Regions from separate parts of the Mus musculus genome. Here regions 1 and 2 are each linked to region 3. Evidence: chromatin contacts called from ENCODE POLR2A ChIA-PET data. All regions are on one chromosome and are shown on one strand. Each heading gives the region's core, a stretch centred on a gene start or an enhancer-like site at or near the end of the contact. The rest is flanking DNA. Distances are from core to core; before and after follow the strand shown. Region 1 has its middle 14 kb from the start of Gm45202. Region 2 has its middle 5.6 kb from the start of Gm45202. Region 3 holds the start of Cib1 (calcium and integrin binding 1 (calmyrin)).

What was found. ChIA-PET counts read pairs that join two places held with the same protein, here RNA polymerase II (POLR2A).
Region 1: POLR2A ChIA-PET joins it to region 3 with 10 read pairs in Patski. The contact joins the enhancer-like site here to the promoter of Cib1 in region 3. POLR2A ChIA-PET finds 5 or more read pairs at or near these places in 4 of 5 experiments (Patski and embryonic stem cell).
Region 2: POLR2A ChIA-PET joins it to region 3 with 25 read pairs in Patski. The contact joins the enhancer-like site here to the promoter of Cib1 in region 3. POLR2A ChIA-PET finds 5 or more read pairs at or near these places in 5 of 5 experiments (Patski and embryonic stem cell).

Annotation. Positions count from the first base shown.
Region 1 is chr7:80,139,499-80,142,670 of GRCm38, reverse strand. No RefSeq gene overlaps it. Among named protein-coding and RNA genes, the nearest start is that of Gm45202, 14 kb to the left of the region's middle. Within about 2 kb of position 1,655, at least 1 of the 3 ENCODE cell types and tissues checked has a DNase peak (open chromatin) inside an H3K27ac peak, as active enhancers do.
Region 2 is chr7:80,158,727-80,162,388 of GRCm38, reverse strand. No RefSeq gene overlaps it. Among named protein-coding and RNA genes, the nearest start is that of Gm45202, 5.6 kb to the right of the region's middle. Within about 2 kb of position 1,333, at least 1 of the 3 ENCODE cell types and tissues checked has a DNase peak (open chromatin) inside an H3K27ac peak, as active enhancers do.
Region 3 is chr7:80,230,723-80,234,125 of GRCm38, reverse strand. Cib1 (calcium and integrin binding 1 (calmyrin)) reads left to right here and starts at 1,321. Exons shown (of 7, transcript NM_011870.5): 1 at 1,321-1,616; 2 at 1,748-1,782. The coding sequence starts at 1,566. It overlaps Gdpgp1 (GDP-D-glucose phosphorylase 1), which reads right to left and starts at 1,233. Exons shown (of 2, transcript NM_178752.3): 1 at 921-1,233.

The DNA of each region.
Region 1 (3,172 bases), core at 406-2,905, 92 kb after region 3:
CTCCAATTAGCTATGAGTTTTGGATGACTATTTTTGTTGTTGTTTTAACTGTGCAAATATACATAGCAGGCAGGTATCGTGGCAATTACCTTTAATTCCTGAACTCCAGAGTAAAAGACAAGTGGATTAGACAGGTGGACAGCCTATTATAAGTTCAAGGCCAGCCTGAACTACATGGTGAATACCAGGATACCAGGTCATCCAGAGCTGCTACAAAGTGAGACCCTATCTCAAAAACAAACAAACAAACAAACAAACAACCCAGACCCAACAAACAAACAAACAAGCAAACGAGCATTGTTACATACCACACGCCTTTAATCTCAGCACTCCTGAGCCAGAGGCAGGTAGATCTGAGTTCAAGCCCAGCCTGGTCTACAGAGTGAGCTCCAGGACAGCTAGGGCTACACAGAGAAAGAAACTGTCTCGAAAAACCAAATAAATAGGGAATTTGAGTCCCAGCACCCACATGGTGGCTCACAACCACCTGTAACTCTGGTTCCAGCAAATCTGATGCCCTGTTCTGATGTCCCAGGGCACCAAGCACTCATGTGGTACACACACATGCATGGGGATGAAATACTCATACACAAAATAAATAAAACCTCTTTTAAAAAGGAACAACCAAATAAATAAAATAAAATACATATAACATATACTTTACTATTGAAACATTAAATTTTTTTAAATTATCATACAAAGTAATTATGACATTTTCACACATACATACACACACATCCATGCATGCACACATACACAGACACACATCCATTCTGGTTCTTTGCTCTCATTCTTCTCCCTCCTCCAATTTGTCCTCTTCCTCCACACGAACTGTTGCCTTTCTGCTTCCGTGTCCTGTGCACACACAGAATTAAATCTAGGTTTCACATGTGAGAGAAAACGTCCATATTTGTTTCTCGATGTTCGTTATTATCTCTTGCCCCGCCCCGCTTTAGGTCCTGCCTCCCCTCATATATCACCTCTTCTACTGTCATTATATATGTATTCTGCACAGGAGAGAAAACAAGATGTCAGTTTAGGTGTGTTTGTGTGTGTGTTGGGGGCGGGGGAGGGTCAGCTTCCTTACACATCTCAAGTTGGCCTTAAACTCAACTTAAAGGCGAAGCTGACCTTGAACTTCTGAGCCTCCTTCTGGTTCCCAAGTGCTAGGATTGCAGGCTAGAACCATATCTGCTTGGAAGTCTGTTTGTTTGCTTGCTTGTTTTCCTTGTTGTTAACAGTGATCTTTAGTTCCATCCGTTTCCCTGCAGATGACATAATTTCATTCTTCAACGCTGAATGAAAAGCGTGATGACCCCACACTGGGGTTGGTTTGCTTCTGTTGCTTAAGTTTTCAGCCAAAGCTGTGCCTCACCTAAAGAGAGGAAATAACTGAGTTTAGGATGAGCTGGGAGCCAGGGTCGGCCTGGGGAACCTGCAGGTGCTGGGAGGTCAGCTCGGATCCAGTGGCAGGACTCCGGATCACCTCTGCTCATGGGAGAGACTCTTGTTGGATCTTAAAACCCAGCGGGCAGCCACACTACCTGGGCCTTTGTCATAGCGTTTTGTTCTACCAGGCAGAGGAAGGTGAGGCCACCGAGGGGTAGGACTTGGTAGGCTGGGATTTTTGCAAGAACTGATGTGGGGCAGCTCTGGCCTGGGAAGATGAAGGAGCCCGCCCCTCCCTGGGTAGACACTGCCACCTTCTGGCTCTCGGCCCTCAACACTGGTTTTTCTACCGTCCTAAATGCAAAAAATGTAATGAAAATGTAATGAGCTCTCTCACGAGCTCTTGCTCTCTCTCTCTCTCTCTCTCTCTCTCTCTCTCTCTCTCTCTCTCTCTCCCCCCCCCCTCTTCTTTCTTCAAAACAGGATTTCTCTAAGTATTCCTGGCTGCCCTGGGACTCACTCCATAGACAAAACTGGCCTCAAATTCAGAGAACTACTGCATCTGGCTCCCTTACTTTCTGATAACTATTGTCCTGGAAAGTTTTGGCGTTTTTTTTTTTTTTTTTTCTCCCCAAGATTTATTTTCAGTGTGTGTGTGTGTGTGCGCGAGTGCATGCACATGCATGTTGTGTCTATACACTTAAGTGTAGTTGGCCTCATAGGTCAGAAGAGGACATTTGCTCCATAGGAGCTGGGGTTACACTGGCTTGGCTTGGCTTGGCATGGGTGCTGGGAACCAGGCTTTTCTCCTTTGGAAGAGCAGAGGTGCTCTTAACTGCTAGGCCCCTGGTGTTTTTGTCTGTGTGCTGCTTTTTGGTTTGGTTTGGTTTGGTTTTGAGTCAGGGTCTCACCAAGGAACTCAGGTTGGGCTGGAACTTGGCCTTGAATTCACAGAGATCTGCCTGCTTCCTCCTCCTGAGTCCTGGGATTAAAGGTGTGTGCTACCGTGTCCGGCTTATTGATCTCCATTTTTATTTTTTTGTTTGTTACAGACAGAATCTCACTCTCACCAGGAACTCACTATGTAACTGGGACTGGCCAGGAAGTCATGGCAATCCTCCTGTTTGTGTCTCTCAAGTGCAGGCATTAGAGGCATGTTGTTGTACCCTTTAAACACACACAAACTTCTTGTCCACTACAGCTCAATACAGCTGAAAATCAAAACACTCCGATCATTTGACAGTTCCTCACTGGTAGCTTTCCACAACTGTCACTGTTGCTGAGATCCACATAGCTTGGTTTACTTTCCCCTTGCCTGTGTCGGGGCCCCTTGTGGCCCCACTGTGATAGTTACAGGGTGAAGGCCCCTGGAGGCCACAACACAATTGCTGGCTGCCCCATCACCCTTGAGGATTTGTGCTGGGAATTTCCAGCCCACCCTCCTGCTGTTCCTGTTTTTAGGAGGTCCATGGGTTAGCTGTCACTCAGTCTTTGGGTGCTCTCTTTCTCTTCTATAGTTCATTTGCTCCCCCACCCTACCCCCCGGTTTTCCAAGACAGGGTTTCTCTGTGTAGCCCTGCCTGTCTGGGAACTCACTCTGTAGACCAGGCTGGCCTCGAACTCACAGAAATCAGCCTCTGTCTCTGGGTGCTGGAATCCCTGTGCTTCCACCACTGCCTGGCTGACCTCACCATCGTCCTCCAGCAGTGGGCAGACCTTTGCTGCAGCTTAGTCCCCTAACAATCTCTCTGGCCTGGCCTCCTGCTTTGTTTTGCTTCCTTTA
Region 2 (3,662 bases), core at 84-2,583, 72 kb after region 3:
TTGAACTTATGATCTTTCTGCCTCGGCCTTCTGACTCCTGAGATTACAGGTGTGTTCCACCCCGCCAGATTTACATCTAATCGGGTGTTATAAGTTATCTGGAGACAATCTCAAGTATGTGAGCATATGTGTGCAAGTGCTGTACAAATACTCCGTATTTTATGTAATCGGCTTGAGAGTCTGCAGATTTCTGTGTCCAAGGGAGTCTGGGAGGCAGTCTCTTCTCAGACCCTTAAGGCTGCCTTTTTTTCTTTAATCTATTAAAAAAACATGTTTTAGCTCAGAAAAGTTCAGGCCAGAATACTTATTCCTCTTCAAGTCATTCTAAATATATTAGTTCTATATTGTGACCTGATGGAAAGTGGCTTTAACGTGTGGACTGTTCTTCAGTTACTCGTATGTCTGGCTTGCTATCCTGGGAATGGCTTCCTAACTCCTGACCCTTGGTTACCTGAGGCCAGTAGTAACCAGTGGCCAGGGGGCTTGGGTAAGTTCTATAAGCCTCTGGGTGCTTCCATTTTCTTATGTGTGAAGTGGAGTTTATGATCCAGCCCTACCTGTCTAACAGAGCTACTATGAGGCACTGATGAGACTCCTCCTGTGAAAGTGATTTGGAAACCCAGGTTCACACCCACAAAGCTTTCATGTCATGGCTCCAGGCCCCTGCCCACAGCGTTGGAGACGAGGGGGTCAGCATTAAAACTAGATTCCGGGTGGAGACTACAGAGATCTGCAAGTATCTGGATACCTATGCTGCCAGGCACTGCTGAGGCACCAGAGATAACAAAGAACAGAGAAGCAGACATTGATGAGCTGAGATTCCCGGGAGAGGGCAGGCAGCAGCCGGAAGGCTAGCTGGGCTTTGGGTGGGCACAGCTGGCACTGCCACAATTGTTGAGCATGAACATGGACCCTCGGCAAGCATGGAGAGTGAGGAGCATCAGACAGGTGGCTTTGCTGGTGCCTGCCTTGTAACCCCCGCACTCAGAAGGCAGAGGCAGAGGCAGAGGCAGAGGCAGAGGCAGAGCAGGCTGATCTCTGAGTTCGAGGCCAGGTTGGTCTACAGAGTTCCAGGACAGCCAGGGCTGCACAGAGAAACCCTGTCTCAAAAATAAATAAATAAATTAAAAAGTAAGTAAATAAAAGAGGTTAACACCCAAGAACTCGCTTGAGCGGCGTAGCGAGAAGGACAGCCGCAGGAAGACCTGGGGCACCAAGTGTTCCGGAGAAGGGGACAGAGAGTAAAAAAAATCCCAGGGCATGTGACCACTCTGACCACGTGAGCATGGTGCAGACTGATGGCTAGGAGCCCATTAGGGTGGGGCAGGGGTAGAGATTGGGGGCAGGGAGCAGGCTGGGACTTGCAGCAGGCTTGAAGGACCTTTCAGATTTGAGCGAGTTTGTGCTCCACTGGGGTTGGAAGTTTCCTTTCCTGGAGGCTTTGTGCAGAACATAAGGGAATTTGCCAGCCTGGCACAGTCATTAGCCACAACCACACTCAACCCTCCAACTAAACAGTAGGAAAACCAAGCCACACAGAGCCTGGCTGGCTTGCCCTAGGGCACCCTCATGCTCCATTCTCCAGCTGGCATTGAAGCATCATCTCTGATTCCAGCCGCAGAGCCCTGGTCTCTAGCTCCAAAGCCAATCCCCAGAGTCTTCCCAAGGCCACTGAGCAGAAAGGAGAACCTGCAAGGGTTCTTCTATGCCCCAGGACCTCCTGCTTCAACCAATGAGACTGATCCCAGAAAGGAAGTACATGGTCCAAGCTGGATCCTGCCCTGTGTTCCCAAGCCTAGCCCTCAGCCCTCAGTTGGCAGAGGCAGGGGCACGGAAGAAGGGTGAATTCCCTGAGCCTGAGCATGAGCAATCTGAGCAGGAAACTGGCCTCCAGCCAGCCACGCATTGGCCATCTGAGCACCTGGAGTCTTTGTTCCCTTGATTCCACTGTAAACTTTCCCAGGCACCTGCACCGAGTTTTAGGAGCAGCTGGGCGGGCAAAGGGGCTCCCACGGGATCTGGTTCTCTTGCAACAAGGAGTGGCCAACTCATGACCCCGTGGGAGGTCTCATGCTATAATGTCAACAATACCAACACCAGCCATGCACTGATGGGATCAAGCCGGTCATTTTCTGAAGCCTCCTAACACACCCAAGGCAGGTGTCGTGATCACCCCCATTTCACAGATTAGGAAATGGAGCTGTAAACAGGTTAGGTGACCAATCCAAGGTCATGAGGTGCAAAGAACTGAAAATATAATAGATTCTGGAACCGGTGTGTCTTAGCCCTGTGACCTTGGGCAAGGCATTTAAACTTCATCTGATTCTTGGAGCTAGAGGCATGGCTCAGTTGGTCAATTGCTTAGCCAGCATGCCAGGAAGCCCCAGCTTCCATCTCTGACACCCTAGAAACCAAGTGTGTTATCCACACATGCCCGTAATCTCAGCTCAGGAGGAGCCACCAATAGCAGTAGTTCAAGTCCATCCTCAACTACTTAGTAAAGTCAAGACCAGCCTGGGCCACTTAAGACCTAGTGTTATAAGCAAGTGACTGGGGGCTGGAGAGATGGCTCAGTGGTTAAGGACACTGGCTTTTCATTCAGAGGACCTGGGTTAGATTCCCAGCAGAGGACATGGTAGCCTGAAACCTTCTAAAATTCCAGTTTCAGGGCATCTGATACTCTCTTCTGGCCTCCATGGGCACCAGGTATACATGTGGCACACAGTTACACATGCAGGCAAAACATGCATACATATAAACTAAATAAATGTTGAAAACAAACAATAACAAAAACCTTCAACTGATTCTGACTTCTGAAAACTACTATGTGGATCAAATGTGTGGTCTGGGCCTGCGGCTCACTGGCTTGTGGCTTACTGGCTGGGCCCATGCCTAACTGCAAGGTAATGGTCTCTATGCTCAATGCTTGGCTTGATACAAGGAAAGGCTTAGCTCACACATATCCATCTGGTCCTCCTTACCATTCCCATAGGAGCACTGTGACTTTGGGCACAATGCCAAGCAAACCTGGGCCTCAGTTTCCCCATCGGGCATATAAATATAGTACTATGATCTGCCAAGACTGGTTGAAATACTGATGCCACAACGATGAGGCCATCTGAGAAAGTGACATTTACAGTTTTACATCTGCGATCTCAAAATTGTCCTTTCTGCTTTCTATCAAAATAAACAAAGGAACACCAATAGAAAAGACAGTCTTAGTAATTGCTCATTTAAGACAAAAAAAAAAAAAAAAAAAAACAAGACAAAAGACAACCAGTGTTATACTACTGGGTTTGAAGGATTTTCTCAGAAGAAAAAGCAGAAGTGACAGCTCAAGTCGTCCCCTGACTGCTAGGATTCTCTCTAGCTCCACACCCTAGGACAAGGCCCACAACTCTGTGGCAATAGCTCAAGGTGACAGGTGACTTGCTGGTTCATGGGGAGTCTGGAAAACCCACCAAGTAATTCTGCCCCCCCAAAAGCAAATAAAGACTCTTTTCCTATAAAAATTAGCCGAAGTTTATCACTAGTAAGGGTACCTCAGGTCCATCCAATAATGGGGACAAGGGGCTGATGATGTCACTCAGTTTGTAGAGTGCTTACCTAACATACCCATACAGTGTGTGGCACATTCCTGAAATCCCAACACTTAGGAGGTA
Region 3 (3,403 bases), core at 72-2,571:
CTGCAGTCCCAAGCCGGTGCTGGGTTCCTAGAGAGCTGTTGGTCTTCAATCTGAGTTGGCAGCTGGAACACTATGATTCTAATGTCATTAAAGGAAATCCTTAGTGGCAGGTACAGGATAGAGACTTATCAGCAAGCCAAGGCAAACAGGCCAAAAGCCATCTTCCGTTTCCGTTTGGTACGGGTTGCCACCTGAGCGCACTGCCGCAGTAGATTTTCGCACTTCAAATAAACTGATCAAGAAAATCCCTCTGCTCAGGGGTTTCTATGAGGTAAGACCCTGAGTGGACCAGGAAAGCAAGCCATAGCCCCTGGGCTTTGCGGTAGAGCCTGCACCTCTCCTGGAGGCTAAAGAAGGAGCAGAGAGAAAGAAGCATGAGAAGCAAGGTTTACAGTCTCCTACCCAGAGGGTATGGAACATCTAGCTGGACTGGCCGGATGAAGGACCAGACTTCTCTAGGAATGAATACCAGTCCAGTACGAAGTTAAAATATTCTCAAATAAATTGTAATTGACTTGGCCCTGTTGTGCCAGGTGACGAAGCAAAAAAAAAAAAAAAAAAGAAAAAAGAAAATCCCTCACAGGAGTGTCAAGCTGTTTCCCTTCTCCTTGACTCCAGATCCAACCAAGTTGACCACCCAGATCACAAAATCCACATTTCCTCCTCCGGAAGCTTGGAATCTTCACTTTTTCACACAGTGTAAATATGTTCATACTTGCATCTGATTATTATTTGAGAGGAGAGAAGGGCAAATCTTGGTTCCTACAGCTGGAAGCTCGCAATTTGTGGGAGGAATCAAAGGAGGCACCCCAGCTGTGACGATAAAACAGCAGGAGGGACCTGTGGACAGAACTGACCTCTAAATACCGGAGTCCGGACACATCACTGAAATTGAACCTGTTTGTAAAATGGAAGCCTACCTTGCTAACTGTTCCACGAATGGGCGATAACTGCACAATCCAGTAAACACCTTCAAGAGCCACTTCAAGAGGAAGCTAAGCTTCTTCTGGAAGAATTGGCACGGTGGCAGAGGCTGCAGCTCTTGTCCCGTGAGACAGTCTAGGACTGACCCTATCCGCAGAGGGGCACCGGATCTCCTCCAGCCCGGGAGCGAGTATGGAGGTTACCCGCCTCCACCCAGAGCTGGGGTCTTCTGCACTTGATTTAGGTGAGGCGGATGCATCTCAAGGCTCAGTGCACAGACGGGTCCCGGAACTCAGCAAACGCGTGAAGACCGCGACGCAGGCGCAGTCTGCATCACGTGCGCATGGCTCGTTCCGCCCCGCCCACTAGAAGGCGGGGCCACGAGGCCTGGGCCCCGCCCCGATGCGTCCGGCTCCTCCCCGGGCCCTCCCTCCAGCTCTCCTGGGCCCGCGGGGAGCCGGGAGCCGGCCCGCTGAGCGGCGCTAAGGGTGGCGGGGCACTGTAGGCAGGGGCGGGCCCGGGGGCGGAGGCCAGGCAGCGGTTGCTACGGGGACTGGGCGGGGACGCGGCCCCGAGGACGGAAGTGAGAAAGTTGCCGGCGTCCCGGGGAGAGTTGGCCTAGCTGTGCGCGCACCGCGGCGATGGGAGGTTCGGGCAGTCGCCTGTCTAAGGAGCTGCTGGCCGAGTACCAGGTGCGCGGGGCGCCAGTTCTCGCGGAGCTCGCGTGCGAGCCCGCGCAGGGGAGTGGGGTTCGGGGAACAGGTGGCGGGGCGGCCGTGGCTTTCGGGCGGCTTGCAGACCCTTGTCTGGATTTGCCTTTCAGGACCTGACGTTCCTGACCAAGCAGGAGATCCTCCTGTGAGTGCTGCCCTGACCCCGGTCCTCCAACTCGGGATTGCCAGGGGAGGGCTTTGCGGGTACTTTTCTCGCGGGATACGGATTGGACGTCTCACCTCCGAGGGTGGGGCTGTGCTTCTGGGATGTCAGGATCACTGGATCTGGAGTCGGAGGCTCAGAGTGCAAGTCCCACCCGCTCCAGAGCCTCACCTTTGCACCACGCAAACACTTCTGTGTATCCAGGAAAAGTTGAACTGTTTGAGCTCCTCTAGCCTCCTCACTGCCGAGCTTCCTGCTCGCTTCTAAAAGGAACTGCTGTGACTCTTTGCGGACTTTGCCCTCTGGCAAAACCAAGAGGTCTTGTACGTGGCTCGCTCCAATCCCAACTTTACCTGTTTAATTCAGTAACCGTTAACGTTTACTGAACCCTTACTCTGCCCAGTAGCTCCTGAGTGATCCACACATTACTTCAGGAGGAGGTTACAGATCAAGGAATCAGGTTCAGAGAGTTCTGAGAACTTGACTATAAAGCACACTATAAGTGATTTGCTGGCCAGAGCGCTTGAGTTAGGTTCCTAGCCCCACAATGAAATTCTACTGGGAAAGAGGTGGTGGCTGAGAGGAGTCTCTGGAGTGGAGGTAACATGTGTTTTTGTTACTGTAATGTTAGAGTCCAGGTACTTGGCCCACACAGGCAGTCCTAACCAGCTAGGCTGTGCTACCTGTCCTCAGTAGGCCAAGGAAAGGGACAATATTGAAAAGCAGAGAAACGAAATGTATCCAATGTGGCCATACTGGGAAAAAAAAAAAGCTAAGAATGGACATGACCGCTCCTCCCCCCATCTTTAAGTCAATCTTCATGTCCAGCTGATGTGAGGTTTATATTTAAATAAAGGGCAAGGGTATGTAAAATTAAGCAGCAGTCCTGGGCAAGATGGAGTCTCTCCTTCATTGTCTCAGCTCTAGTCTCATGAAAGGTGATCTTCTGACAAGTTACCAGAGCCGTCTGTGTAAAATCTCTTCCTGGTAGACATTTTCTCCTAAGTAGACAACAGGCTTCAATTCATCCTTCTCACAACACGAGATTGCCGGGGAATTCCAATTTCTCGGGGGACATTGTTTCTGTAGTTCAATAGCCAAAGGGACAGGCACAGATGTCTCTAGAGTTATCTTTTTCCTGCCAGGACTGTTGCAAAGAATGCCTGACACTGAAAGGGAAAGTCGCAGCTCAGGACCCCCAGACCAAGTTCTTAGCACAAAGGAGATTTATTGCCTTAGAGGGACAGAGGGCAAGAAATAACAAAGACATGAGTTCGAAGACAGGAAGAAGGGGAAGGGAACAATGGAGAGGTGGAAGGAGTATTTGTCCTACAGGAGAAAGGACTGCCTCTGGATAGAGAGGAGACAGACATGGACATAGGAAAATGGCAGATTATAAAGGTATAAGGGGAAACCCTGGGCTACGAGGAGGTGTTTAATTTTAGCCAAAGGGGGCTTTTGATTGCTGGACGTGAATACTTTGATAGCTGGACCTTGGTCGTCGGCCTCAGGAGGAGGAAGTGGCCAAATAGGGGAATAGACTTTGGGGGCTGGCTTTAGCAATGTAGGTTTGTAGCAAGGTAGAAGGAATTGGGCCCTGCAG